Regions from separate parts of the Homo sapiens genome. Here regions 2, 3, 4, 5, 6 and 7 are each linked to region 1. A link is a loop called in an ENCODE intact Hi-C map of the cell type or tissue named here. Cell type or tissue: PC-3. All regions are shown on one strand. Region 1 overlaps FOXF2-DT (FOXF2 divergent transcript). Region 2 holds the start of LOC124901236 (a long non-coding RNA gene). Region 3 has its middle 9.5 kb from the start of LINC01622. Region 4 has its middle 60 kb from the start of FOXQ1. Region 5 has its middle 29 kb from the start of EXOC2. Region 6 has its middle 100 kb from the start of EXOC2. Region 7 has its middle 44 kb from the start of FOXQ1.

The links. Peaks named below come from ENCODE experiments on the same cell type or tissue, not always from the same donor. Only the 100,000 strongest peaks of a DNase experiment are listed, where the experiment ranks them.
Region 2: a loop joins it to region 1, with 16 times the contacts of the local background. A loop is called at or near these places in 15 of 110 quality-filtered maps.
Region 3: a loop joins it to region 1, with 15 times the contacts of the local background. A loop is called at or near these places in 4 of 110 quality-filtered maps.
Region 4: a loop joins it to region 1, with 2.6 times the contacts of the local background. A loop is called at or near these places in 6 of 110 quality-filtered maps.
Region 5: it touches region 1 in a loop (12-fold over the local background); 6 of 110 quality-filtered maps call a loop at or near these places.
Region 6: it touches region 1 in a loop (18-fold over the local background); 12 of 110 quality-filtered maps call a loop at or near these places.
Region 7: it touches region 1 in a loop (8-fold over the local background); 6 of 110 quality-filtered maps call a loop at or near these places.

What each region holds. Positions count from the first base shown.
Region 1 is chr6:1,334,651-1,338,650 of GRCh38, forward strand. The region is part of intron 1 of FOXF2-DT (FOXF2 divergent transcript); the gene reads right to left. Among named protein-coding and RNA genes, the nearest start is that of FOXQ1, 25 kb to the left of the region's middle. In PC-3, CTCF peaks have their summits at 1,802 and 2,005; DNase peaks (open chromatin) are centred at 1,081 and 1,771; H3K4me3 peaks cover 649 bases; H3K27ac peaks cover 1,695 bases.
Region 2 is chr6:910,836-914,835 of GRCh38, forward strand. LOC124901236 (a long non-coding RNA gene) reads left to right here and starts at 546. Exons shown (of 4, transcript XR_007059393.1): 1 at 546-655; 2 at 2,123-2,239; 3 at 2,512-2,614. In PC-3, a CTCF peak has its summit at 2,170 (motif pointing right); no DNase peak of the experiment used is centred here; H3K27me3 peaks cover 3,172 bases.
Region 3 is chr6:1,108,796-1,112,795 of GRCh38, forward strand. No RefSeq gene overlaps it. Among named protein-coding and RNA genes, the nearest start is that of LINC01622, 9.5 kb to the left of the region's middle. In PC-3, no CTCF peak of the experiment used is centred here; no DNase peak of the experiment used is centred here; H3K27me3 peaks cover 1,907 bases.
Region 4 is chr6:1,250,274-1,254,273 of GRCh38, forward strand. No RefSeq gene overlaps it. Among named protein-coding and RNA genes, the nearest start is that of FOXQ1, 60 kb to the right of the region's middle. In PC-3, no CTCF peak of the experiment used is centred here; no DNase peak of the experiment used is centred here; H3K27me3 peaks cover 1,325 bases.
Region 5 is chr6:720,346-724,345 of GRCh38, forward strand. No RefSeq gene overlaps it. Among named protein-coding and RNA genes, the nearest start is that of EXOC2, 29 kb to the left of the region's middle. RefSeq lists a silencer at 1,758-1,837. In PC-3, CTCF peaks have their summits at 1,824 (motif pointing right) and 3,430; a DNase peak (open chromatin) is centred at 1,866.
Region 6 is chr6:795,701-799,700 of GRCh38, forward strand. No RefSeq gene overlaps it. Among named protein-coding and RNA genes, the nearest start is that of EXOC2, 100 kb to the left of the region's middle. In PC-3, CTCF peaks have their summits at 1,972 (motif pointing right) and 2,175; a DNase peak (open chromatin) is centred at 2,011; H3K27me3 peaks cover 2,985 bases.
Region 7 is chr6:1,265,690-1,269,689 of GRCh38, forward strand. No RefSeq gene overlaps it. Among named protein-coding and RNA genes, the nearest start is that of FOXQ1, 44 kb to the right of the region's middle. In PC-3, no CTCF peak of the experiment used is centred here; a DNase peak (open chromatin) is centred at 1,702; H3K27ac peaks cover 484 bases.

The DNA of each region.
Region 1 (4,000 bases):
TTAAGTAATTTTACCCAACTTCACAAACACTAACTTGTTGCTTCTTTTATAAATGAAAACAAGGAAGTCTCTAGGGTTGGTTTCGTCCACACTTTTTCTTAGGCTATATGCAAACCACCCTGGGATAAAGTCCTCACTGCACGTAAGCCAAGGGTGACTCCAGGGAGCCAGACGGCATTTCCTTCCATAATACACAAATTTGTATTTTGCCTGATGTTTTTGTCTCTGAGCCCAGATCCCACAGTGATAGGCGCCACAAAAGTACACAGACCAACAGAGGACGCGCCCTGATTTTGCAGAAGAGACCGATGCTTGGAGGTCAAGAGGCTGCCTGCCACGGATTCAGACTGGAAGCTTCGGCCGTCTGAGCAGATTAGAGCATCAGGCTTTGTCGCTAGTGCATGCAGGAGTTTTCACAGATAAAAATCTTTCTTTCTTCTCCTTAAGATTCTGGTAGCTAACCAGAAGCTACATGAATTTTTTTTTACTTACTTTTTAAGATTAAAATCATACATGAGGTCTCTTTTATAAGATAATGAGTATTGCAAAGGATTTTTTTTTTTAAAGAACTGGTTTTTAAAAATTGAGAGACTTTAACAAGGCTTGTATGTTTGTTTTTAAACTCCTTTTCTATGGTAAAGGAGGAAAGTTTAGGCCTACCACAGGACCAAGGCTTGCAGAAAGACAAAACTGTTCTGGAAGCAAATGGGACCCACTCCTTCACCTCCTTCCCCCGCCCTCCCTTTCCTCTCCTTGCCCCAAACTGAACTCTGCAACCATTACTGAAGCTTACAAAATATTCTGCTACTACTCGACAGTTTAAAAATTAACAAGCATGTAAAGCTACCGGGGGTAAAAGCCTGGAGCCTGTGGCAAGAAGCAAGCCCTGGCTGGATTCTGTAATTATTTCTTACGCAACTCCAGGTCGCAGTCACAGCTTTCCGAAGATTACACACTTCCAGCCGCTCAGCCCTGCTGGAGCAGGAGGGCCTGGCTCTGCCAGAGTTGTGTATGCCTCTCATAGCATCATAATTAGTCATTAAACAGCAGAACAAAGGGCCATTCTGACCAAGGTGGCACTACTGGATTCCTTTGCTTGCAGGAAAGGAGAAATTTCTTGCACGTTCTCCCCTGGAAGGATGTGAATGGGGTTGGGAAGGGAAGACCAAGATGTGGAGAGGGGTGGACCGAGAGTTAGTTGCAGAAGGCAGACTTCATGGGGATTTTCTGTCCCTGCTGCTGCGTTTCTTGTTTGTGTTGCTGCATAAACTCCACCAGACCAGCACGCTGTGACTGCCCTAGCCCGGCCCGATCAATGGGAAGGGACCTCTTGGAGGGCCTCTGTGCCTACGAGGTTTCCAGCCCTACCCCAGGCTTTTCCTTATTACCAAGATTGCTGCCCTCATGTTCACACATTTTATTTTTTATCAGAATTTTGCGAAATCAGAATTCTAAACTTCTGAGGCCCTAGATAGTTTTAATGAAGCATATACCTAGAACCTGAATATTCAGGGTAAAGTATTAGCCTTAAGTATAATCACGGCTAGCCCATGGATTCTGCAGATGAAGAAACTGAGGCCAGAAAGCCCAGTGGTGAGCTTTATTACAAACATTATGGGGGCTTCATGAAGGCACTTGGCTTTACTTTATTCTTGGAACTCAGAGCTAACCTCCCATGCTTTCTTTGTCTGCTCTATGAATTCAGTGTCTACCTGAAACCTCCACCCAACCTGTTTGTACACTTGGAAAACCCAACCTGGTGCATGGGCTGGGTGATAATCATGGCAACACTGCAGCCTGCAGGTAAGTGTGAAGATAACAGCAAGACAGCTGGAGAGTGCTACCTGCCAGCACACAGTCTCAACCCCTAAGAGGCAGCTGCGCCCAAGAGAGGAGGGATGTCAATGAAGGGTCACACCTTCAGTTTGGGCTGAAATGAGTGAGCTAAAGGAGTGGTTTGTTATTCAGAATTACATTTGCCAAAGTGTACTAGGGAAAAGAATTAATTTCCCACAGCATTGGTAAGAGGATTGGGTCTTTTTGCCTGGACTTTATAGAAGAGGTCAAGAAAGATGGAAAATGGCCCACGGAAACTGACTCGCCCACAGCGGCCTGCCCTGCTCAGCTGTGCCACTCAGTAACCACTAACAGCGACTCCAAGTTGACAAGAGAAAAACAGTCTTTTCACATTAATCTCATTTCCCTGTGTGAGAGTTTCACTAGACTACATCAGGGAAACACCACAGACACTGACTATCCAGTTCTAATACATCCGAAAATATCTTCAAGGATGGCATAGAGAAATGTAGGTTAGACAATTAAGTTACAGAGAAATTCCGTGGATTAATCAGTTGTAACCCAAAGGTGCCAGTTAATGGATTAACATCGACCTATAGGGACACATCAAAGAATTCTTTTCCACCATGTTTTCCAATGAACTGGATAGAAACACCTTCAGATCTCAGCTCAAATGTTACCACTTCCTTTGAGGTTTTCTCTAGCCACCCTATCTAAAATTGGGAAAAAAAAAAAAAAGTCCTCTCCTCTTTTATCTCTCTCTTCTGCTTTATCTTTCTCCTCGGCACTTGGCATTACTGAGTTTACCATATGTACCTATCTTTGTTTCATGTGTCTTTCACACTTGAATGAAAGCTCCAGGAAAATAGGGATTTCTTCCTGTTTTGTTCACCGCTGTATGCCCAGATCTTAGATTGGTGCCTGGTGGCTGGGCACCATGGCTCACACCTGTAATCCCAACACTTTGGGAGGCCGAGGCAGGTGGATCACCTGAGGTCAGGAGTTCAAGACCAGCCTGGCCAACATGGTGAAACCTCATCTCTACTAAAAATAAAAAATTAGCCAGGCATGGTGTCACTTGCCTGTAATCCCAGCTACTTGAGAGGCTGAGGCAGGAGAGTCTCTTGAACCTGGGAGACGGAGATTGCAGTGAGCCGGGATCGCACCACTGCGCTCCAGCCTGGGCGACAGAGCAAGGCTCCGTCTCAAAAAACAAAAACAACAACAAAAAAAAGATGCCTGGCATGTCAAAGTGCACTCAATAAATAGTCACCAAATGAACCAATGGATGGCAATAATGTGCTTGCTGAATGTGAAGATAGCATAAACCCAGGCGGGTGGGGGAAATATTAGATGGCAAAGTCAACAACCAAAATTATCTTGACAGGTGAGAACGACAGTCCGAAGCCAGCAAGATGGAATTTAACAGGCTATGTAAATCAATCCCACAGTTAGATTTCAGAAAAACAATTGCACAAGAACAAGATGGGAAAGATAATGTGGCTAAATAATACCACATGCAGAAATGACAGGGTCTCGGATGACTGCCAGCTCAGTCTGAGTCAAAAATAAAACCCTCCTTTCAAAAAAGTGTGATCTTTGCTGTCATCACTAATTAAAATAATCATAGTTTTCAGCACAAAAGTGTGCTCATATGCATTCCTGCACTTGAACTCACATCTTTTCATAGATACATGCAATATGCCTGTGATCAAGTTTATTCATTCCAGCCTGGTTTGTAAGAGCAAAGATGAGAGTCCACCTAACTGTCCATCAGTAAACAGGGGACTGGTGAAATAAATGAGGGAAAGCGAATACAGCCTTCAAATAAGAAGGAGGAGCCAGGTGTGGTGGCTCAGGCCTGTAATCTCAACACTGTGGGAGGCCGAGGTGGGAGGATCTCTTGAGCCCAGGAGTTCAAGACCAGCCTGGGCAACATGGTGAACCCCATCTCTACAAAAAATATGAAATAGAAAATATTTGTATGGTGACGCACACCTGTAGTCCCAGCTACTCAAGAAGCTGAAGTGGTAGGATCACTTGAGCCCAGGGAGGTCGAGGCTGCAGTGAACCATGATTGCACTACTGTACTCCAGACTGAGCAACAGAGTAAAACCCCAGCTCAAAAAAATAAGAAGAAGAAGGAGGAAATTCTTAATGCATTGGTTCAGAGCAGTCTCTAAGGTAAATAGGTAGGGGAGAC
Region 2 (4,000 bases), 420 kb before region 1:
CTATAAAGACAGTCAATCAGGCTTCCTCCAATGCGCCACAGACAGGATCGTGCGGCTCACCTTTCTTCACTTTTGCAAGGATAACTTCTGATGTGCTCACAGAGGCCCCTATTTCCTTCTTTCATCCAGTCTGATACACTGAGTGTGTGGAAGAAGTCAGGCCTGTCGGACCTCAGTGGTCATCTATTGAATTCTGCTTTGCACGCTTTAGCTGGTGGTCTCACTGTATCCTGAGATGCACTTTTTTGGGAAAGTGGACATGGTGTTCCCCTGTTCTCCTTCATTGGCCCTAAAGGTTTCCCATTCCTTTTAGGCAAAAATGCAATGTACACAACTATTCCCATTTATTAATTTCTATGTTCCAGAAACTGTCCTAGACACTTTATATAAGCTCACTTAAGTCTCATGACCATCCTGTGAGGTTTATATTCTTGCACCCATTTTACAGATGAGGAAATAGGGTCAGTAGGTTGATTAACACAGCTGAATGGCAGAGCTGGATTCGATCTGAGGTCAGCCTGACTTTTCCTTCAGGATGATGCGCTGCTTCCTCTGATGAAGGATCAGGGATGCAGAATGGGACTGATGTACCTGTTCAACCATCCCACTCATTCTCCTCACTTTGCATGCTCTTCTCGGGGCCATCTACAGACAGGTGAGGGGCCCCCTACAGACAGGTGAGGGGCCCCAGGCAGACAGCTCCTTGGGACACTGAGCTCCACATTGAAATGTTACTCAAATGAATGCGCAGAGGAGCTGTGAGTGAGAAAGTAAGCCCTCCAGCGTGAAGAGCCCCGGAAAAGCCACCCTTGCTCTGGCACCTGTCATGCAGCCCTCACAGCAGTACTCCCATGGGGTATGGGAGGACAGGGGCACTTCTGTTGGTCTTTCCTTCCTCATGTTCGTCCCAGTAGGGCCTGGACCTGCAGCTGGGGCTTGGCGTCCCCTGGGGCCACAGCCACACAGACCAGCAGACCCAGCCTTGGGCAACTACACTAGCTGGATTAGAAAACTCCAAACATTGCACGGTGTTCTACATCCAGCATTTACTATTTTGTTAATCCGAAGGTAGATGCAAGAAAACACTGGACAGAAAGGAAGGTTCCAGCAGACAGCATCTCTAGCTCTCAGTAGGTAACAGCCTGGAGGACTCTTTGCCACCCCTAGGAAGGCCTGATCGGGGCATCCTTAGGGCTACTCTGTGGAACAGCCCCTTTCCTTTCTCCAGAGAAACCCGGGCTCCTGCTTTGCATCCTGAGAGGCTGAGAGGACCTCTTCCTGTGCATGCCTGAAGTAGAGAATCTTTGAGATGTAGAAAGCTTTCTATATACCAGTCATTTATTCCTGGTGTCCACATGGATTTCAGTCTGATCTGGGCAGAAATGTGCTCTGGGCGTCCCTGTGGAGAACTTTGCAGCAGCCAACTCAACTAGCAGCTAATGAGTTGTCATGTGAGCCTCACACAAAAACCTAGGCATCCAAGTGTGTGTGGTCATGGGGTGGGTAGAAATGGGGGGCAGACAGACACAGAGAGAGAGAAAGAGAGAGAGAGAGAGTTTAACAAGGTGAGCCCCAGGACAGGGATGAGTGTCTGTGGGACCCTTGAGATGGCTGGCTCATGGTGAGTGCTAAGTGCACATTTGTTAACTAAACAAATGAGCCAAATGACAAAAATGACAAAGTGTATTTTGATGCTGCTCAAAATGAGGGACTTATAGAACAAAGATAATGATTTCTGGTGAAATAGCCTAACATACTGACTGCTCTGAAGTCCTGAGTTTAGAAGGGGAGAGATTTGTCATATCCAGCTCCTTGCTACCATTCGGTCCTGAGGCTGAGACAGGACCCCTCGTGTCACATCAGCTGGGGTGCCCTCTGTCCCACCGTGATGTTGACGCCAAGGTGTCCACACCTCAGTGAAAGAATACTACCCTTCTACCAGGACCAAGGGTCTGGGTAAATTCCACTTCAGAATGCAGCCTTCTTTCCTGACAGGCACAGTTATTTTTGTCTTTTCATAACCCAGTTGCAGTAGGTCACACTCATCCTGGGCAATGCATTAAGCAGAGAGTTCTTTCTTATTATGCATTCTTTGGAAAAATAAACTCAATTTCCACTGCAGCTTTTGGAGCATGACGAGGGTGGCCCTGGAAGCTCCAGTTTCTGACTGAACTGAGTTGGTGAGCAGAAGCACATCATCTGCCAGGCCACAAGAGGACAGCAGTGGTTCGAGATCCAGGTCGCTGCTACCTCCTCCGTCAGGCTCCTTCCCCCGCTCCCCACCCCCCGCGCCCCCCTCCCCCGCCCCCACCTCCTGCCGGCATCAGAAGCACCTGCAGGATTTTAGGACTGACTTTGTCATGCTGTTCCAGGATTCTAATTTGCATGGGTCTTTATTGATGAATGTGCTGGAAAAACCCCAGAATGATATCAGCATCCCAAGCTGAAACCGGGCCATGCTTTCCGTCCTTCCAGAATATTCTGACATCACTGTTGTCTCTATTATCACAGACTCACTGAGAAAGTATGAGAAATGATTTACCTAAAAGAAAAACAGGAGCAAGTCCTTTTGTGTCTCCTGGCCCACGTGGTCAGAACTGGGGTAATAATGAAGGTATGGAAGAGAAAATACTCAACATTGCAGACTTGACATTTCCTTATCTTATGTTAGCCCCCTGGTTTTATCAAAATCTAAGAAAACTTTATGACTCATAACTTTCCTTCGTAACACAAGTATTTGACTCAAAAATGTTTATTGCATATTTACTATGTGTTGGGAATAGATGGTATGTGCTAGGAATACAGATACACACAAGCTGCTGTTCCAGGTGGGAGCTGTTCTTGGAATAGGCAGGAGGCAGACATGTGAACTAACGAGTTATAATTCAGCAAGCTGAAGCCAAGCTCAGGCCATGCAAAGGTCCTGTTGGGGGGAGCCCCGGGATGGGGGCACTGTGGCAGGGAGCCCCAGTGGGGGGCCACCGTTAGGATGAACCCAGGGAAACTGTGTCATGGCCAGGTGCTGTGCTGATGCTTTCCATACACGATCCCTTGCAGTTTGCATAGACTCAGGAGGCACGTACCAGGCTTAGACTGTTTCATAGCTGGAACAACTAAGATTCAGGAAAGAGTATCCAGTTGTCCAAAGTCTCCCAACTATTAATAATAAATGGGAGGGCTGAGATGGGAACGCAGGTGCTGACTTGAGAGCCCGGGCACTAACCACCACTGTACACCCCCTTCCCATCCTGGCCTCTGGGCTCCTGATGTGGACTCGTGCTTGCTGGCACCTCCTTCATGCGGTCACTAGAGCCAGAGGTGCAAGCAACAGGAGCTTCCCACTGCTTCACCAACCTGTGCATGCAGGAAGCAGCTTCTAGTCCCTTCTGCAGAGATGGCTGCTGGCAGCCTTAGGGTCGGGGCTCTGCACTGGGAACCCCACCCCTGCCTGGTCTGTGGTCAGGGCTCCTTTGGCCCTGTCAGCCAAAAAGCCATCATCACACCCACCCTGAGCTAAGGCAGGGGCCATGCATTGTTGGTTGTAATATTTCTTTTTTTTTTTTGAGACAGAGTCTCACTCTGTCGCCCAGGCTGGAGTGCAGTGGCACAATCTCAGGCTCACTGCAACCTCCGCCTCCTGGGTCCAAGCGATTCTCCTGCCTCAGCCTCCCGAGTACCTGGGGTTACAGGTGCATGCCACCACGCCTGGCTAATTTTTTTGTATTTTTAGTAGAGACAGGGTTTCACTGTGTTAGCCAGGATGGTCTCAATCTCCTGACCTCATGATCCATCCACCTCGGCCTCCCAACATTGGTTGTAGTATTTATTTTGCCAAGTATCATGCCTGACATGTTCCGTAATAATTCATTATAAATTAACAAATGAGTGACTAGAAGCACACAAATTCTGTTCAATTATGAGAAAAAGTTCCTGGTCTTACTGGTGACCTCCTAAAAGCCCCTCTGTAGGGGACTCTGTGGGTGAGCAATCCATGGTCTCC
Region 3 (4,000 bases), 230 kb before region 1:
GTGCATTTTCTGTTTTTTTGTTTTGTGTTCTAGTCTACTCTGATCTTTCTGTTCTAATCTGTCTAGTCCGTCTTTCCTATTTTATTTCTTAAATGCCAGCAGTGTATTCGCTAAATTGATGCCACAACCCACCAATGATTGCAAAACTTTGTTCTGCAAAGTTTCCTGACATCTTGGAGCTCTGTGGGGGAAATCCTGGGTTGCAAAAACAAATAAGGGTGCAGTCCTAGCCCCCAGGAAGCTCACTTGGGAGTCAGGTGGGGGTGGGGAAGCAATCACATTAAAAATCATAACATATTTTCTCATTAGCATTTTCAAAATTAATACGCATTATGCAAGCAATGTGTCTTTTATTCCTAGAAAAGCTGTTACTAAATCAATGGTGTGTGTTACCATGAACAGTATCTCAGAAATGAGGACACGCAGTGTGGTGCCGTGCTCTAAGGATGGCAGTCTTCATCTAACTAGCTTGCCTAGGGCTCCCACTCTGAATGCCCCAGGTGGGCCACTCAGCTCATCTCAGGACAAGTCACCTGTGCCTCCCAGATGGCTAGAGGGTGACTCCCTCTACCAATCACCATTTACAGGAATCTTCAAGGAGAACTTCAATTTGGACTCCTGCCAAGTGAGCACTACCAAAGACCTTGATGCCAATATTACTCCACCAGGCCAAGGTGAACAAACTTTTACTGGAAAGGTCCAGACAACAAATACTTAGACTCTGCAGGTCATATGGTCTGAATCACAAATGCTGAATTCTGTTCTTGGGGCACGAATACACAAAGAACGAGTGTGGCTGTGTTCCCATAAAACTTCATCTGTGGACATTGAAACTGGAATTTCATATCATTTTCACATGTCATAAAATATTTATTCTTCTTTTGATTTTCTTTTCAATATTTAAGAATGTAAAAACCATGCTTAGCTCACAGGCCATACAAAAACAGGCTGGAGCTGGATTTGGCTTCAGGAACCGTAGCCTACTTAGCTCTGTTCCAAGCCAATCAGACCTTCCAGGATGGAAAATATTTCATATCCACCAGGAGCTGAGATGTGCCACCTTCAGCCGCATTAGACTCTGGAACACAGACAAACAGAAGAAGCCATCCGGTAGTTTTCTCTTGATGTATATACCACAGAAAAGTCATGTGGTGAATACAGTGTTGATGAAGAGGTTTTCGCCTGGGGCAAAACCATCTTAAAACTACTATAGTTTTCTAAAAGAGAAGGAGAAGTTACAGATGGAAGGGCTGGCACTAGTGCTTGTGGGCACAACTCCTTTCGGGATAAAAGAAATAAATCCACCTTTTAAAGCAATCAGGCAGGCTCAGCCCATCATGTGGATTTTTAATATTGCGTGTCTTTCCAGGATAAACTGTCACCTTGTTTCACATTGTATTAATCCAGTCTTAGCTATGATGGAAAATGTTCATAAGCCAGGGGGCAGCAAGTGCAATGAAGTGTTTCATTAGCCAGATGGGTCCTGATTAACCTCCAATGTCCAATGAGCAGCTGCACAGACCAGGCTCATTACTGTGTGGCTGGTGTACCAGAGTGTGGCGCTGGCCAGGCACGGTGGCTAACAACTAAAATCCCAGCACTTTAGGAGGCCAAGGTGGGAGGATCACTTGAGGCCAGGAGTTCAAGACCAGCCTGGGCAACATAGTGAGATCTTGTCACTACAAAAAAATTTTTTTTAAATTTAAACTTGGCCAGGCATGGTGGTGCATGCCTGTAGTTCCAGCTACTTGGGAGGCTGAAGTGGGAGGGTCGTTTGAGCCCAGGAGTTTCAGGTTGTAGTGAGCCATGATCATGCCACTGCACTCCAGCCTGGCTGACAAAGTGTCTAAAAAAAATGTGGTGCTAAGTACTTGGGCAGACCTAGGTGATGTTCTCCACCCTCGTACTGGGACCTACATCTGTACCATTTCTTAAGGCGTTAAAGAGTGCAGGACGCAACCAGACAACTTGGTCAGCCCTCCATCACACCTGCTCTCTGTTCTTTTATTTACCACATTCATACATGCTCATTTTTAAAAGTCAATCCAGAAATGTCCATGCTAAATAAACAAAAGACGCTGCCCTGCCCCTTCCTCAACCAATTTCATTCCCCTCCCTCACAAAAAATTACTGCGGGCAGCTTGGCATGCCCTGTGTAAACACACACCCACACGCACAGACACCATGTATGTGTCTGTGCCATTGTCATGTGTTTTGAGCTGTTTCCCAGCACTCTGTGTGGTGACCTAATGAGGCTCTCCATCCTCGTCGGCGCACATGGAACCCCCTCGTTCTCACTGAACAGCCTCAGGCTCCTTCACACGCTGCGTCTTCTTTACAGCCTGCCAGTTAAACCCAATGTTTTTACCTTGGAAAATGTCACGGGCTGTTCTCCAGAAGCAGCAGTGAGCTGGTTCATTGACGTTTGGTGACTTGTTCAGTTGTGCTCCTCACATTCCATTACTGCCACACCTACAGACACGTTGGTGTTTCACAAAAAGGCAAATTCCAAAAGGCGACTGGGAGGAGCTTGCTAGCCGAGGCTCTTCTGCAGAGTGTTTTTTGGTCTTAATGCTTCTGAAATGCATTTTAAAATAAGCCAAACTGGTCATGTGGCACCTGTGATATTATCTAGAAAAGTGTGACTTGAGGGAATTTCTCCAGAATCAAAGATGTCTGAACGTGTCTGCATGAACAGAACCCAGGACGCTCCTTACTAAGCAGGCTCTGCAGAACAAACGCAAGCCAGGAGGAAAAGAGGAAAACGTAGGTTGGTGACATGGTTTGGAATGGGGAAGTTCGTGTGTGTGTGTGTGTGTGTGTGTGTGTGTGTATAATTTCGTTGAGGTATAATTCATATACCACAGAATTTCCTTTTAAATATACAACTGGCTCATTTGCAGTAAGTTTTTAGAGTTGTGCACCAGCATCACAAGCTCATTTCACAACATTTCCATCACCCCAAAAGAAGCCTCCTGCCATGAGCAGACACTGCCCACTCCCACTCCGAGCACAACCACCACCACCCATCTACTTTCTTCTGTACATATTTGCCTTTTCTGGAAATTACATAACGTGGAATCGTGCAATATGTGGTATTTTGAAGCTGGTTTCTTTCACTTAGCATCATATATGTTAACTATTTTTTTTTTTTTTTTGAGACAGAATCTCACTTTGTTGCCTAGGCTGGAGTGCAGTGGTGCCATCATAGCTCACTGTGGCCTCAATCTCCCAACCTCAAGCCATCCTTCTACCTCATTCTCTCAAGTAGCTGGGACTACAGACAAGTGCCACCATGCCTGGCTGATTTATTCTTATTATGATCATTAATTATTTGTTTATTTTTAGTAGAGACAAGGTCTTGCTGTGTTGCGCAGGCTGGGCTCGAACTCCTGAGTTCAAGCGATCCTCCCACCTCAGCCTCCCAAAGTGCTGGGATTACAGGCGTGAGCCACGGCACCCAACAGCACTTCATTCCTTTCTGTGGCTGAGCATTCTTCCATTGTGTAGATATAGCATATTTTGTTGATCCAGTTGCTGGTTGATGGACATTTGGGTTGTTTCCATGCTTTCGTTATTACAAATAATATTGCTATGCACCTTTGTGTACAGGTCTTTGTGTAGACATATGTGTCACATATTTTCATTTCTCTTGTGTAGATAGATACTTAAGAGTGGAATTGCTGGGTCATATGGTAAATCTATGTTTAACATTTTAAGAAACTGCCAAACTGCTTTCTAAATTGGCTCCACCATTGAAAGTATGTAAATTTGCTACTAGCTTACAAAATACTTAATTGAGGCATAATTGACAAACACAGAGTTGGACATATTTAATGTGCGCAATTTGATGAGTTTGGAGATACACATGCAGCCATGAAGCCATCACTGCAGTAAATGCCGTAAATATATCCATCACCTCCACAAGCTTCCTCTTGCCCTATTCACTGATTTTGATAAGAATACTTGGCATCTACACTCTTGGGAAGTAGTTAAGTAT
Region 4 (4,000 bases), 84 kb before region 1:
TTAGGATTGCCTTGGCTATCCAGACTCTTTTTTGGATCCATATGAATTTTAAAGTATTTTTTTCTAGTCCTGTGAAGAATGTCATTAGTAGTTTGGTAGAAATAGCATTGAATCTGGAAATTGCTTTGGCCAGTATGAACATTTTAGGGACATTCATCTCATGAGGCTTTGAAAGGAGAGCATAGAAGTATATTTGTGACTTTGGGGAAATAAAGATTTATCTGATGAGATGTGGAAAACAATAAAATTATCATAAGTTTTTTAAAAAAACTAGACTTCATCAAACTTTTGATATTCTTTTAAAGGTTATAGAGGCAGTAAAAAGTCTGATTTCCTTTGCAAATAAATAATGTGGTAATAGAAAAGAAACTAACTCCTGCACACCAACTAGGGAACATTGAGGTGTTGACCTGTGAGAGAGTGGTGCAGAGAGAGCCCCGTAAGACAGGAAACCTTGCCTTGGCAGGGCGAAATGACCAGGAGGAAAGTAGGATTTAGACACACTGACAAGTTTCCTTATATTATGCAGCACTATGCAATTTTCTAAGTGCTTTCAGATGTTTACTCTTGACTCCCATAAAATCGCTGTGAGCTGAGCAGGGCTTAATATGATTTCTACATTCTAGAAGAGCCTGAGATCACACGGCTGGGGAACCGTGGGGCAGGATGGAGTGTGGGTCCTTCGTCTCTTGGCTTCCTGGGTGTCGGAGCTGGGTGTAAATCCAAGCACCCACCCTGCAGCCTGTGCTCAGCCCACCGTGCTCCAGGCTGCTCAGGCTTTGTGCACGGAGTAGAGTCAGAGGCAACGGAAGAGGAGGTGGCAGCCAGCACTCTTGGGCCCGGGACCCTTGCTTGAGACTTGACATGAAATGGAAGAGAGTGCGAGAACTGGAAGGAGATCACAGTAGCTCTGGCTTTCAGACACAAGTGTCTATTTCCTCAGTCAAGGAGAAGCCTTCCTCACACCATGAGAGGTGTGGACCTTGTATCTCTTACAACAACCAAGGCTGGACACCACCTCCTAATGTCGTTGGAAAAGCCAGTGCTCCACCTTATGACCCAAACTGACTGAGAGAATGTTTGCCAGGCCCCTGGCTGTCTACGAGGAATGGGAGGTAAGGGTGAGAGGTAGATGTTTATGTAGAGTTTGGCTTTAGTACAGCTGTGGCCAGGCTTACAGTTGACACTCGGTGAGGAACGGCAAAACAATAACAAAACGCCCTTCGTTTGAGTTCATAGTAATTGCTTAATTACACTGTGCATTATGTTATTACCCTGCTAGGGCTTCAGACCTCCTGTTATGCTGGTGAGCCTCCTGCCCTGTTTCTTTGGGTGTGGCCCCCAGAAGCTTGCGGTTTGCCGAATGATTTCGATGGTTCCAGGTTCTCTACCCTTGACAATGGGGCCGCCTGTCAAACAGAGGCTCAGAGAAGCCCTACCCCAGAAGCCTTGCCCAGTTGGATCTGGAGCCAAAACGTGGAATAAAGTTAGAATTTAGAGAGGCCTTTAGTTTGGTGGTAACATCTCTGCCTGTCTGTGAAACGTTGCTTTCTTTTATTTTCTTTCTAAACAAAAATGATTTCTTCTGTGTTGCTTGGTTGCTCAACAAGGAAACAGGAACTGTTTCTATTCCTTATCATTTGCTGTTTACTTAGTGTACAAGGGTAGAGTCTAATATCTGTGGAAAATTTTGTGCATAAACTGGAAATTCTGGCTTCTTCAGTAATCTGTTTATGTAATTTTATTTTGGGATGTGTAAATTTTCTTTTCGCTGATTGTCAAGAGAGTGTTAGATATGGATGAAGTCATCTTTTTTCTTTGAGAACTGCAAAGTTATGTTAGAGCAGTTAAGATTAAGGTAATTATTTTATTTTTTGTATTTTATTGTATCTTTTCTTATTTACAAAAGAAAATGTGCTAAGGGAAAACTAAACACAAGAACTTTAAATAAAAAAAGATGTTAGTTTAGTTAGGTAGTTTCAGACAAAGTTGTCAGGTAGGTCAGTAGGAAATAGAAATGAAGAAGAAAGGAACATTACTTCAAAACTGAATTGTAAAGTTGATCCCGCACTTTTTTTTTTTTTTTTTTTGAGATGGAGTTTCACTTTTGTTGCCCATGCTAAAGTCCTGTGGCACGATTTTGGCTCACTGCAACTTCCGCCTCCTGGGTTCAAGTGATTCTCCTGCCTCAGCCTCCCACCACGTCAGACTCACTTTTGTGTTTTTAGTAGAGATGGGGTTTTGGTCAGGTTGGCCTCCGGCTCCTGACCTCAGATGATCCACCTGACTTGGCCTCCGAAAGTGCTGGGATTACAGGCGTGAGCCACCGCGCCCAGCGGTCCTGCACTTCTTAATGCACATTCTCTAGAATGCTCACCAACAGGCGTACAGAAAGAAGGCACTCTGTATTTTTGTGAAGAGATAAACAATAAAAGAAGGATAAAAAGAAACACACAGTAGAAATAATGGAAACTTTCTCAAATTAGTATGATATTTGGAGTATACTAAAGCATTTTTCTGCTGAAATTAACCTAGTGGCTGGTGAATTAAAGGAATTGATTTCTGATGCTAATTTTTAAGTTCATTTTAAAATTTGTTTACAAGTCATATGCTTTTTTATATAATTAAAGTGCCTAATTTTTAAGTGACGAGTACACAGTTTAGACCCAAGGAGAATTAGAAAACCCAACTTCCTAGAGGTAGTTTGCTATGAAGAATAAAACTCCCCCCAATGACAAAAGTCATGACCCGTGTGGTTTTGTTGTTGTTGTTGTTTGTTTGTTTTTGAGACAGAGTCTTGTTCTGTCCCCAGGCTGCAGTGCAGTGGTGCTATCTCGGCTCACTGCAACCTCCACCTCCCAGGTTCAAGAGATGCTCCTGCCTCAGCCTCCTGAGTAGCTGGGACTACAGGTGTGTGCCACCACGCCTGGCTAATTTTTTGTTTTGTTTTAGTAGAGACGGGATTTCACCGTGTTAGCCAGGATAGTCTCAATCTCCTGACCTCATGATCCACCCGCCTTGGCCTCCCTAAGTGCTGGGATTACAGGCGTGAGCCACCGCGTCCAGCCCCACATGGGTTTTAGAAATCGTGTTGGACTCCAAGAGACTCCAGTTCCAGTTCCATGTCACCCACCAACTCCAAGTGCAGCTTTGGCCTTGAACTACCCGGACTTGTATTTTCCAATCTCTAAAAGAGGCAGTTCTACTAGCCGGCCTCCACAGCCACTTGGAGACATGTGAATATACTGTCATTTACATGTTTATCAACGTTAGTTACTTTTTGTTTGCCTTTTATTTCAACATTGAATGTGTGGGAATATATCTGATGGAGACACAAAAATATACACTGTTCACTTGTTCCTTCAGCCACATTGTGGATAATCTCAGCAAACTTTCTCTTGTCTGGCTTTGGCAAGCACAAGTCCATTTAAGGCTCCAGGTTTGGGAGCCTTGTAGCCCTTTTCCTGGCCCTTGAGATCCTGTCCTGACCATCTTAGGATTCTGACAGCCCTTTCAAGAAATGTTTCAGGCTATTAACAAAAATACCACGCACAGAAGGAACTCCCATCTGAGGCCAAGGGTGGCACTTGCCATGATGCAACCACAGTGTCGTCTCCTGCTATGGGAGCTGCAATCCATTTGCACACACTTGAAGGGATCTCTGCTGGCCTAAAGAGTGGCTCTGTCCTCCTTTCATCCGCGACCTAATCTGTTTGACACTCCTCCACCTGTCGGGGTCAACCCCCTGCCCAGTTCGCCTCCTCCCACCATGCTGTCTACCCCTGTGCAGCCCCAGGGCACTAACCAGCAGCCAGATTGGCACAGGGAAACCGGGGAATGAAGGCGGTGGGGAGGGGGGCTGAAGTCCCGTCAAATAAGCAGTTTGACATAGACAACAGATTAATAGCTGGAGTTTTCACACAGTGTTCCAGGCTGGATTATCTTCCCCTAAAATTCCTATATCGAAGCTGCAGCACACGGTGCCTCAGAATGTGGTTGC
Region 5 (4,000 bases), 610 kb before region 1:
AGCTGGCCATGCAGGGGAATAACATCCCATGTAGAGGAAACTGCTCTTGCAAAGTAGATAAGATGGGTGGAGCCTACAGGCAGGGTCAGAGGGATTTCAGGTGTTGTGGACTGAGAAGCGCTAGATATAGCATCTTGTTGGCCATGGGAGGTGTGTTTCATCCTAATTAGACTGGTGGCCTCTGGGGGGTTGTGAACTGGGAGATGATAAGATTTTATCTCTATTTTAAGGTGGTCCTAGCTGCTGAGGGTGGAGGTGTTGCTGCTACACTGGGGTGTCAGCAATAGGAATCGGCAGGGGATGGAAGGCTCAGAGTTTCTTTTGGCAGTTAAGCTGCTGGGATTTGCTATTAGGTGGAATATGTTTGTGAGTGAAAGAGGGGCATTAAGTGTCCAGGAGGACGGTGGTGACATGGACTGAGAGAAGCAGGTTTGGGTGTGCCGATTTAGAGTTACAGTTTAGCTTGGGTAAGTTTCCGATGCAGTCATGCGTTACTTAACGATGGGGACACACTCCGAGAAATTCATCATTTACAGGTTTTGTCATTTTGTGAACATCAAAGAGTGAACTTGCACAAACCTGATACAGCACTAGCTTGTCCAACCTGCTGGCTGCAGGCCACTTGTGGCCCAGGATGGCTTTGAATGCAGCCCAACACAAACTTGTAAACTTTCTTAACACATATTTTTTTTCAATTTTTTTTTTTTTAGCTCACCAGCTATCATTAGTGTTAGTGTATTTTATGTGTGACCCAAGACAATCCTTCTTCCAGTGTGGCCCAGGGAAGCCAAAAGATTGGACACTTCTAGTATAGCCTATTGCTCCTAGGCTACAAACCTGCACAGCATGTGCAGTTGTGACACAATGGTGTTTGTGTATCTTAACATGGAAAGGTAGAGTAAAAATATGGTATCTTATTGTCTTATGGGCCCACCATCATAGATGCAGTCTCTCATTGACCAAAATTTTGTTATGTGTCACATGATGTTAGTACTAGATGTTACAGAAAGGGAGATTGGCAAATGCGTTCACAGATACCACTTAGGAAGTAAGAAAAGGGCCCAGATGGAGCGCTGCATTTGGCCAGAGGAACGTAGTTGGTGCTTTTGATAAGAGCCATTTTAGCTGAGCCATGAAGATGAAAACTGCTTTCACCAGAGCATGTTCGAGAGAGAATGTGAGGCCAGAAGGTGGAAAGTTTTGTGGAGAAGAGTAGAGAAGTGGGGGTAGGGAATCTCCAAGGGATGTGGGGTAAAAGAAGGAGTTATTTATGCTGAACTAGAGCAAGCCTTGCTTGTCTGCTGCCGGGAATGAAGCCTTCCAACTGGTGGTGCAGGAGACAGGGCCCGTCAGAAGGAGCTGGGTTCTCCTGCGGCTGGTGAGGTGAGGCACGGAGCACAAGTGATGGTGCTGAAAAAGCTAAAGTTGGGGAATGGAGGTTTTTTCCATTAGAAGAAATTTTTCTCCTAATGATACCAGGAGGATTTTTCCTCCTAATATCACTATATGATACTTTTATCTTTTATGCTGTGAATATTAAATGCCATTTGACTTTAATGGTACTATATAAACACGATGTATAATGCAAGTACTAACATTATAATTGTAATTTTAAAGAATAGTTTAATGAATGTAATGACTATTCAAATATCGTGCTAATAATTTACCATGAAGTAACAACTTTTCACTATGTTTATAGCAGATTAAGAAAAATGTCCCTTTTGGGGAGAATAGCGATAGACCAATTTTTGGATTTGAAAATCAGCGTCAATTTCCACTGTAGACTTTGGAAATGACCCTTTGCTTATGAGCTCCAAGCACCCACTAGAGGGCGCATGCGAAGGCCTCTCCAGGCACGCAAAGGAGCCGCCGGAGCCCTTTCCTTAGGAGGCGGATCTTAAACCAAATGTAAACAATTTTGCTTCATAACAGTGATGACTTACTTGTTGCTGTTTCCTAGGCAGCGAATTTAAGGGTAATGATCAAAAAGCTAAAGTTAGACGATTGAAGTTTTCTCCTTACTTGAACATTTCTTTTGTAAAAGCACATCTGTTAAACAAAAAAGATGAATATTGTTAAGCTTTTGCAGAGGTATATAAGTTCCTGAAGTCTTTTGAGATGAAAAAATGAAATCAAAATGCAAAACGCAATAATGATATATTCTGAAAGAAACTCCTCTTTGGTATTCTGTTATCAAATAGCCTTAGTGGGAAATGAATATATAGAGTCCAACTACCATTTCTCTATGGAAATAAAGCCCACGAGGTCTTTCCTTTCTTACCCAGTCCATTCCCTGATTTTAAACATTCAATAAGTTCCAAGCCAAGAAATGCATTTTTCTTCCTTTTGATGATTTTCTGTGGTTCCTTAAGATGGTTTGTAGAATATATTACGGCTGTTGACCCCTGCAGGCAGTTTCCAGATCTTCGTGGTTTCCTCTACAGCTGTGGGTATTTCTCTTGTGAAACCACAGGTCAGTTCAGAACCACAGAACTTATCCTGACAATTAGAATTTTAGCCACTGTCCTGTGGGATTTTCAGAGCCACAAGGACTCCATGCTTTCAGTCCAGATCCTTAAATTAGTACCATCTGATGCCTGAAACATTCATGCGTTATCCAAGGATCCGAGGTCAACCTTTCTCAACTTTTTATTGAAAGTTAGCATATGTGCCCATCTCCTACATGTCCCCACAAATACCCTCCCTAGAATGCAAGATCATGAGAATGAGGATTTGGCCTTCCCTATGTGTTCTCGTGCCTGCCCCGTTGCCTAGTACCTGGCCTTTGTAGCATGGCTGAGTCCTTCCTTAGGGTCTCATTTAGAGCAGTGGGTTTCAAACGTTAGATTGCATTCAACTCTGCTAGAGGGCTCGAAAAAACACGGATTTCTGGGCCCTATTCCCAGAGTTTCTGATTCATAAAGTCTGGGGAGTGGAAGAAAATCTGTATTCTAACAAGTTTCCAGGTGATGTTCTTGACGTGACAGCTAAGTTTTGAGTCCCACAGGGTTTAGAGCATTATGAGTTCCATCAGAAAGAAGAAAGGACATGCCTGATGCTGCAGAGTTCAGTTTCGACTGAGGGAGGGAACATGGCTAGTCTTCACATGGAAAGATAACCCTCATCAAGGGCATCACTGATCTTTGAGCCATGTTAAACGTGTAATGCCTGTCAACTGAATAGGACCTCTGGGCATGGAGAGAGGATGGTATGGAAACAGTCAAGTTGTTTGTTTGGAACTGGGTATGCAGTCACTTCTCACTGATTTCCCTGTGCTATTGTATTAACACTATGACAGTGTTTAAAGTATGAATTATTAACCACTTAGGCTTTTTAGCAAAGGAAGTATTTGTCTCAGTGATATCTACAATGGAAGTATTCATTTCTCCATTCACTTTTCGGAGGCATGGGTTTGGTCCTGGCTTTGCAATTACAGGCAGGAACCAGTAGGAGAACTGATCATCTGCTCCCATGTTGTATGTCTGCTGGAGGCAATATTTTGCCTTTCCATCTCCAAGTGAAGTCCGCCTGGCCCTCCCTGTCTCAGCCTGGACTTTTGGAAGCTGAGCTTCGACTGAATCAGTTTTTGCAAGGTCTAGGCTTTTTCTTTTTTCTTTCTTTTTTTTTTTTTTTTTGAGATGGAGTCTCACTCTGTCGCCCAGGCTGGAGTGCATTGGCATGATCTTGGCTCACTGCAAGCTCCGCCTCCTGGGTTCATGCCATTCTCCTGCCTCAGCCTCCCGAGTAGCTGGGACTACAGGCGCCCGCCACCACACCCGGCTAATTTTTTGTATTTTCAGTAGAGATGGGGCTTCACCATGTTAGCCAGGATGGTCTCGATCTCCTGACCTCGTGATCCACCCGCCTCAGCCTCCCAAAGTGCTGGAATTACAGGCGTGAGCCACTGTGCCTGGCCTAGGCTTTTTCCACCTGTTTGGATATCTGTTTCTTTAAAGAATCCAACATATGCAGCTTCTAAGTTTATGCTTTTCAAACAGGT
Region 6 (4,000 bases), 540 kb before region 1:
CAACTAGAAACTATCATTTAGCCTCACCAGGCCAAGAGAGTAAATGATTCTCCAATTTTGTATTCCTTTTCTTTGGATAGGAAAAATGGGTTGAGCTAACTGCTTACAAATTGTAAAAAACAAGTAAGAAATGCTTATGACACATTTTGCCTATGTTTTATGTTTCTCTTTGACTTTTCAACGAGGTAAAAGTAGGATCCAATATCAGAAGGAGAAAGGTCACCTACAATTAAGTGAATGTTTAAAAAAATACAAAAAATGAGGGAAGCTAATAGTCTACATAGGTTTGAAATATATGAGAAATTAAAGCTGTTTTATTTAAGAAGCAAAGCTTGGATTAATCTTCCAGGTAATGATAAAGAAGAGGGACTCTTACTCAGAATTTTTTTTAAATATTAAGATGTGTGAATCTGTACATTCTGCAGAGGTACCTGCAATCGTGAGTATTGAAACATACTAAATATGGGAGTAATAATCCATATAGGTCCTCCTTCATTTCAGTTTTCCATAGACCACATGAGTTCTGATAATCCTGAAAACGATTTGCTCTCTTCTCCAATGCTGAATGAAGACTACCTCATCCCTTCCTTCTTGCTTCTAACAGCAGATCAGATCTCCAGGTTCGAAGTTCCTAGATGTGCTTTCTGATCCTGGTTATTCTTTGTCAGCCTTCAAAGCCAAAGCCTTACTGACGTGCAGATCCAAGGAAAAGTTTCTTTCCTCATTGTGTGTTGCCTATGTTTATAACCACATACACACATAAACATGTAAACTCTGCATTTCAGAAAGCAATGATTTGTTATCCATATCTTATCTATACATTTCTGCTTTGACATTTTATTAAAAACATAAAAATGAGTACGGTAACCCAATTTGAATCCTTTAACTCAAAAAGTTTATTTATGTATACATAAACTGATTAAACACTTTTTTTTTTTGCCTTAGGAGGTACATGAATATGTTTTAAAATCTCCATAAAATAGCACAAGGTGCTCTGTGTAAACTTACCCAGAACATACAAATAATTGTAAAATAACTGAAGGGCTAATAAAATAAACTCATGTATCTGCTGTAAATGTTATTTCTTCTTCTTTTTTCTTTTTTTAACCAGGAAATAAATTAACAGTAATGTGTGTTAAATCAAACATTCGCTTTTGAAGAGTTCTCAAAGTTTCTGCAAGATAAAAACCATTTCTGGTGACAATGGTTTTAAAAAACAGTTAAATCTCTACGGATAATTTTAAGCATAGATTTTTTAAAGCACTAGTTCTAGGATTATGGAATCTTATTAACAAAGCAGAAATAATTTTAATGTTTATAAAACTGGAAGCACTAATCTGTTGTATTATGAAGGGCATAGAAAACTATTTATGAATTTATTTTCTTTTTCTGTCTCCTCTATTTTAAATTAAAATAGGAAATTTAAGATTAGGAAAAACTAGTAAATATCAAAGTTTCAATTTTAAACCCACTTTAAAATTGAGAAATACTCAAAGAGCAATAGATATGTTAAATAATTGTACTAAAAATAATTTTCACAAGCCTCTAAGCCTCAGAGGGACTTTATTGTTATTTATACATGTTTTGTATTTTTATATTTCTTTTTTCTCTTAGTAGCCTTCACACATTGTTTTAATAAAATCTTCATCTCATGCATTTTATTCTTCTAAACAGTAATAAAACAGCTTTCAGATTTTATGGTTTTGTTAGGATTGAGATGAAATGCTATCAGATTAAGCATTTTCCTTGTGAAAAATGGAAAGTGTTAAGTAAGTAGCACTTTGGACAGGGTTTTAACAACAGCTTTAGGAACAGCCTGCAGCTTTATAATTTCTAGGAAAAGAACAGGATACATACACATAGCAACCAACTTTAATTACATTTTATACCCATTAATAGTCACGTGCTCTATTCATTATTTTAAAATTTAAGATAGGAAAAGCATTTCAAGGAACTGATTTTGAAAGCACACTATTACATCCTGCCAGCAGGGGTCACAAAAGCATACACAATGGCTGTGGAACAGTTCATTTCTTTTCAGAGAGCACCTTCCAGTACAGCCAAACGTTTATCCGCTCCCGAGGACAACATTACAACCACATCTTCAAAACTGGGAAACATGAAGTTTGAACTCACTGAAAAGTCAGCTAGATTACTGAAAAATAAAAAAGAATATAGATTTGAATAAATGCTTGTTTTAGGTCTTTAAAAAATGACTTGGATCAGTTACAAAGGCCACATATATTGTATGTTCCCATTTATACAAAATGTCCTGAAGAGGCAAGTCGATGGGGATGGGGGTAGTGGGTGCCCAGGGCTGGGGGCTAGGTGGAAAGGAGGTTTGAATGGAGGTGATGGCTGAGGGGCTTAGGGCTTCTTTTGGGTAATAAATATTCTGAAATTGATTGTGGTGATGGATGCACGACTCTGTCAATATACTAAAAGTCACTGAATTGAACGCTTTAAGTGAATTGCGTATTATAAAAACGACATCTCACTAGAACTGTTTCAACAATGGCTTCACACATACGGCACTTTAGAAATCTGTATGTGGAAATCTCCAGGTTTATCTGCCTATGAGTGTTGATGGGTTTGGGGATCATAAATTACAATATGTCTTAATGATTTACGTTTTTGTCAATGACTTCACTTCAAATAAAGATAGATTAATTTACCCCAAACAGTTTATTGGGAGCTCTGGAAGGGACAGCAGTCAACCAGGAGAAGATCCTTGGAAAAGGACGGCCCTCAGAAGGTGTGGAGCTCCAGGCTCCGAGCCCGACTCCGCCAGGGGCCTGCAAGCTGCCGCTGGGCAGGTGCTTAACCTTTCTCCATTCATTTTTCCTGTTTGTAAAATGTGGGGCTGAGCTTTCTCCCTAAGGTGCTGTTTTAGATCTACAAATTCCATTGACTCTTCTCAGGCTGTTTGCTTATTTGTGACTTACTGGAAACCTAGGAGCCTTCCAGTTCATTTCCAGCAAGCTCTGTACATTTACATGTTATCTGAGTGAGGATGGAGAAACAATTTTCTTGTCTAACTTTTGCTAAGCTTGCTTTGGAAGCAGATGTTTGAACCTTTTGCTAAATTACTTGAATTTGGAAGTCTGAATAAAACATTACTTACATTTTAAGGTTTTAATAAAATTAGTTTTTTATTAAAAAGACCTAATTAAACTTATAAGAATTTCCCAAATTGGAACTTTATATGTAATAAATGATCTAGCAAGCAGTCAGATTCATATATATTTAATAAATACATAGCTTAACTGTGCCCCTTTACTTTTTAAACCAGCATTTTTAAATTTAGAAAAGTAGTGATATGTATTTTTCAGACATAGGAACATTTTTAGAGAAACGTGTTTTGAATTAGAGAGAGAAAAATTCCAAATTGATTAACTTTCTACTCTTTTACCTCTCCCTTTATGAAGAAAGATTTTTTTGTGGTTCACATTTGAATTCTCTCATTTCGCTGGATCTTTAATACAGCCAAAAATTGTAACATACTAAGACATTTGTTTTCTTTTCCTCTTCAAGATAAATACTTTAAAGACATCAAAACAAAAAGTCATCTGTCTGGTTCTCCCAAATCTTGTACAATCCCACAATACTCTCTAGCCCTCACAGCATGCTGGTAGGTGAAATTTGTCTTGACGTTTTTTACTTTGCTAGTTTTAACTCAGCTCCGTGAAGCATTGATCTTTTCTTTTCGCTGTCTTATTGCTTACTATGGGTATCCAAAAATGCGAAAAGAGGGTTGAAAACCCCCGAAAGTGTCACAGTAGAAAACGTGCAAGAGCATTGGGGAAACAGTCTTCCTTGCTCACGTGTTTGCATGTGTGTTGGTTTGCTTTTCTTTAATTCATAGAGTCTGACTGCAGCGGTCATGTCTGCCCATCTCTCTTGAGGCTTATTTCTCTGATGTTAAACATTTCAGCTCCTTGAATGTGTGGGGCATCCTCTATTTGTAGGTAGAATCCTGGAACTGGGGAAGTAATTTGAG
Region 7 (4,000 bases), 69 kb before region 1:
TTAATGGATTAACTGAATCCTGGCTCCTACATGTTAGCCTGAGGTCAAGAGTTAAAACAACATTGAAATATCTTCCTAATCACAAAGAAATTCCAAATCAAGTCATTTCATTTGCACAGAAGTCTTGTAAATGTGATCTTTGCAGAGGGAAAGCACTCCATGGAATGAAGGGGAAGAAGGAGCAAGGGTACGGGTCCCAGTGGTCCCAGCCTGGACTCTTCCTAGCTGTTGAGCACAGCTGAAAGAACAGAGCAACACTCGAGGCCAAGGTGGAAAGAGCTTCCTTTCCTTGTAGGCCACTGACCTTACACTGGAACGAGCACCACCAGCAAACACCTGTGATGCCAATCGTCTTGCAGGTAGGAGAGATCCATCCAGGAGTGGGATGGACTCGACATAAGCTGCAGGTGTGATTCCTAAAGGACGTGCTACTCAAACACCATGGAGGCTCGGCAGCAAAAAGCTGGTGGCGGGGTTGCAAATTGCCAAGCACACCTGACACTCATGGCCCTACACGCTCATTCAACTGTTAAGATACGGAATAGAAATCTACCCCCTGGGCAACCCAAGTGTTCATTAACAGATACAAACAAACTGTGGTCCATCCACACAACAGAATATGATTCAGCCTTTAAAAGGAAGGAAACGCTGACATGGGTTACCACTGGATAAACCTTGAAGACATAGTGCTCAGTGAAATAAGCCAGTCACAAAAGGATGAGCGCTGTGTGATTCCTCTTATAGGAAGCACTAAAGTAGGCAAATCCATAGAGACAGAAAGTACAGTGGAGGCTGCCAGGGTCACGAGAGGAGGAGTTATTGTTCAATGGGTAGAGTTTCCATTCACAAGACTAAAAAGCCCAGAGACGGATGGTGGTGACGGTTTCCCACAGTGTGAATGTGCTTAACACCACTGGACTGTGTGCCTAAAATGATTAAATGGTTAATTTTATATTATATATATATTACCATAATTAAAAAGAATAGCATCAGTAGGGCCAGCACAATGGCTCACACTTGTAATCCCCGCACTTTGGGAGGTCAAGGCAGAAGGATTGCTTAAGCCCAGAGGTTAGAGACCAGCCTGGGCAACATGGCGAGGCCCTGTCTCTACAGAAAATCAGCTGGGCATGGTGGCATCTGCCTGTAGTACAAGCTACTCGGGAGGCTGAGATAGGAGGATCATCTAAGCCCAGGAAGTTGAGGCTACAGTGAGCCACTGCACTCCAACCTGGGCAACAAAGCAAGAAGACCCTGTCTCAAAGGAAAAAAAAAAATAGCACCAGCTATTTTTAAAAAATCCCCCATGGAAGTCAGGAACACTTTTATTCACTACTTCCTCAGCATCACAAAAGGTGTTTCTTCCCCATCCTGGTCTCCCAGCCAAGGATAAGCATTATAAATGCTGGTGCTTTGAGAGAAGTTGGGCTACTTCTAAAGTGGTGGTTTCTGTTTAAGCCTGGAATTTGCTCTCCCAGAGGATCAAGGACCATGTTGAGGCAGTCGGGCTGTGGAAAGCTCTGTGGCACCCCAGCACACTTTTGATTTCAACAGCATTGTCTCTAGCCGTCAAAGCATCCCTCTTTGGGCAGAAGTTTTCGATGACTGGCATTCTTTCACAATTCTTGCTCTATCAAATGTTTTTTAAAGCACCTCTGCCCATAAATGCAACACAAACAAGTTGCCCTGTGAGTCACAGGACGAGAGCACATGCTAAGTCCGCGTAATGATCTTTATGTAATTTGCCCCTTAGTCATTGTCTGGCCCATTAGGTAAACAGGCAGTGTGCATTTCTTTGAAAATAAGGGTCTCTATAAAAACTGCCATTGTGAATAGACTGAGCAATAAAGCGCCCCACAAGGTGTTTAACTGAAAGGAATGTTTTAGAGATAAAAGCAGGTTTGTTTTGAAGTCATTCAGGATAAAATATGAAACAGGATTTCCCCAAGTCCACCCTGGACATTGATTGTTTTTAAATTTCATAGGGAAAAAAAAATCACTGTGGCCTATCTGAGCCTTAGGGGCAAACGCTGAAGTCTCTCAGTGGATATCGACTTTGCACAGGAAAAAAGGCACTGAGACCCTGGAGGTGGAGCATGGAGCTCTGCCGCCTCGCTTCCTCTGTGAGCTCGGCCCTGGCATTCCTCACATCACTGCTGGCCCTTGAGTAACAGGCCCCACACTTTCATGAATATAATAGAAAGAAAGCAGAATTCGGTCTTAAATGTAGTTGAAAGCCACATCGAGGAAGATGTGGTGAAATACCCCAGGAGATGCATTGAGCTTCAGAACGTGCACTGTGTGCCGGGCCCTAGCTTTCCCCAGCCTCCTCCTGATGAACTCTGGTTTCCTCTCATCCTTCAAGGCTTAGCTGGGCCGGGCACGGTGGCTCATGCCTATAACCCCAGAGCTTTGGGAGGCCAAGGTGGGAGGATCGCTTGAGCCCAGAAGTTCGAGACTAGCCTGGGCAACATAGTGAAACCCTGTCTCTACAAAAAAAAAAAAAAAAAAATTAAAAATTAGCTGGGTGTGGTGGTGCACACCTATTGTCCCAGCTACTTGGGAAGCTGAGGCAAGAGGATCACTTGAGCCCAGGAGTTCAAGGCTGCAGTGAGCTATGATAATGCCACTGCACTTCAGCCTGGACAACAGAGCAAGACCATGTCTCTGGAAAAAAAAGAACAAAAGGCTGGGCTGGTTTAAAAGTGAGCTTCTCACCGAGCCCTTCCCAGAGGACTCTCCTCATCTGGGCCTTCCTTGGTCATGCTAATCACATTGCATTGTAACTGTTGGCTAATCGGCTTGCTCCACTGGAATTTGAAGTTCTTTGATAGAGGGAATGTCTTTCATCTCTGTATCCGCAGTCTGACGCCTGGTGCTATAGATGCTAAGTAAATAAACGGTGCTGGACTTGGACCTGAATCGATCCATCACCGAGTATGTGTTGAGTGTCTATCTACAGCCCTGCTATGGGAAATGAAGACATGCTTGTTTTCCCTAAAGAGCTTATAGCTTTGTTGGAGAAGCACTGCATAGGATACTATATCAGGCAAGAGAGGACACATTTGGATGACAGTTGCACACTATAGACAAATTTCTCAAGTAACCCAGAAGAGATGGGATGGGAGCTCTTTTCCTGAAGGTAGCTGTATGGAACACTGATGAGGATCTTGAGCATTTGGGAGCCCAAAAGAGGGACAGGCTTGGATTGAGAGGGAAAGTAATGGGGAAAGGAACTCCATGAACTGCAGGACATGGAATGCAGCATTGTGAGCCTAATTTTGAACATTTAGTCCTGTGTTAAAAGGCTTGCTAGTAAAAAGCTTGTTTACTTATTAGTAAAAGGTTTTACTAACTACATGAGCTTAGGTAAGCTGGGTGGAGGCTCCCTGCCTCCATTTCCTCTATAAAGTGGGACAATGATAGTAACAACCTCAATTTGTTTGTATGAGAATGAAATGGGACACTGCACAGGCACCCTTAGCATGCGCTGTGGACAGAGCTCTCTTCCTTACTAGCTGGTAGTATGCGCCAAGAGGGGATGAGCCCAGCCTATCTGTGGGAGAGTCATCAGGGCTTTTTGAGCATTGGTGCCCACCAAGAAGTGTGATGGGCCTGGATTATGAAGGGCTTCAAAAATTGGCAGATGAACTTCAACATGACGGGGAAGAAACAGGAAACCCTGGGAGGTATTCCCCTTGCCCCACTGAGGGTAGGGAGCTCAAGCCAGCATGGTCCAGGCTCTCCTCCCCTCATTCCTGACCAGGTTTAATGCGTTCCTACCTAGCTCACCAACATATCCAATGGGAGTTCCCACAAATTAAACGTTTTTCGCTAAGCCTGTGGTGCTTTGATTACTAAGTGGGGTTTTGTTTTGTTTCCATTAACAAAGAGTGACTCAAATAGCCTAAAATAATAAAATCTTTTCTCATCTCTGACTTTGACTCCTTAACCTCAGCACAAATCACAAGACCCTTCTCAATTTTCTCATCTTCAACAT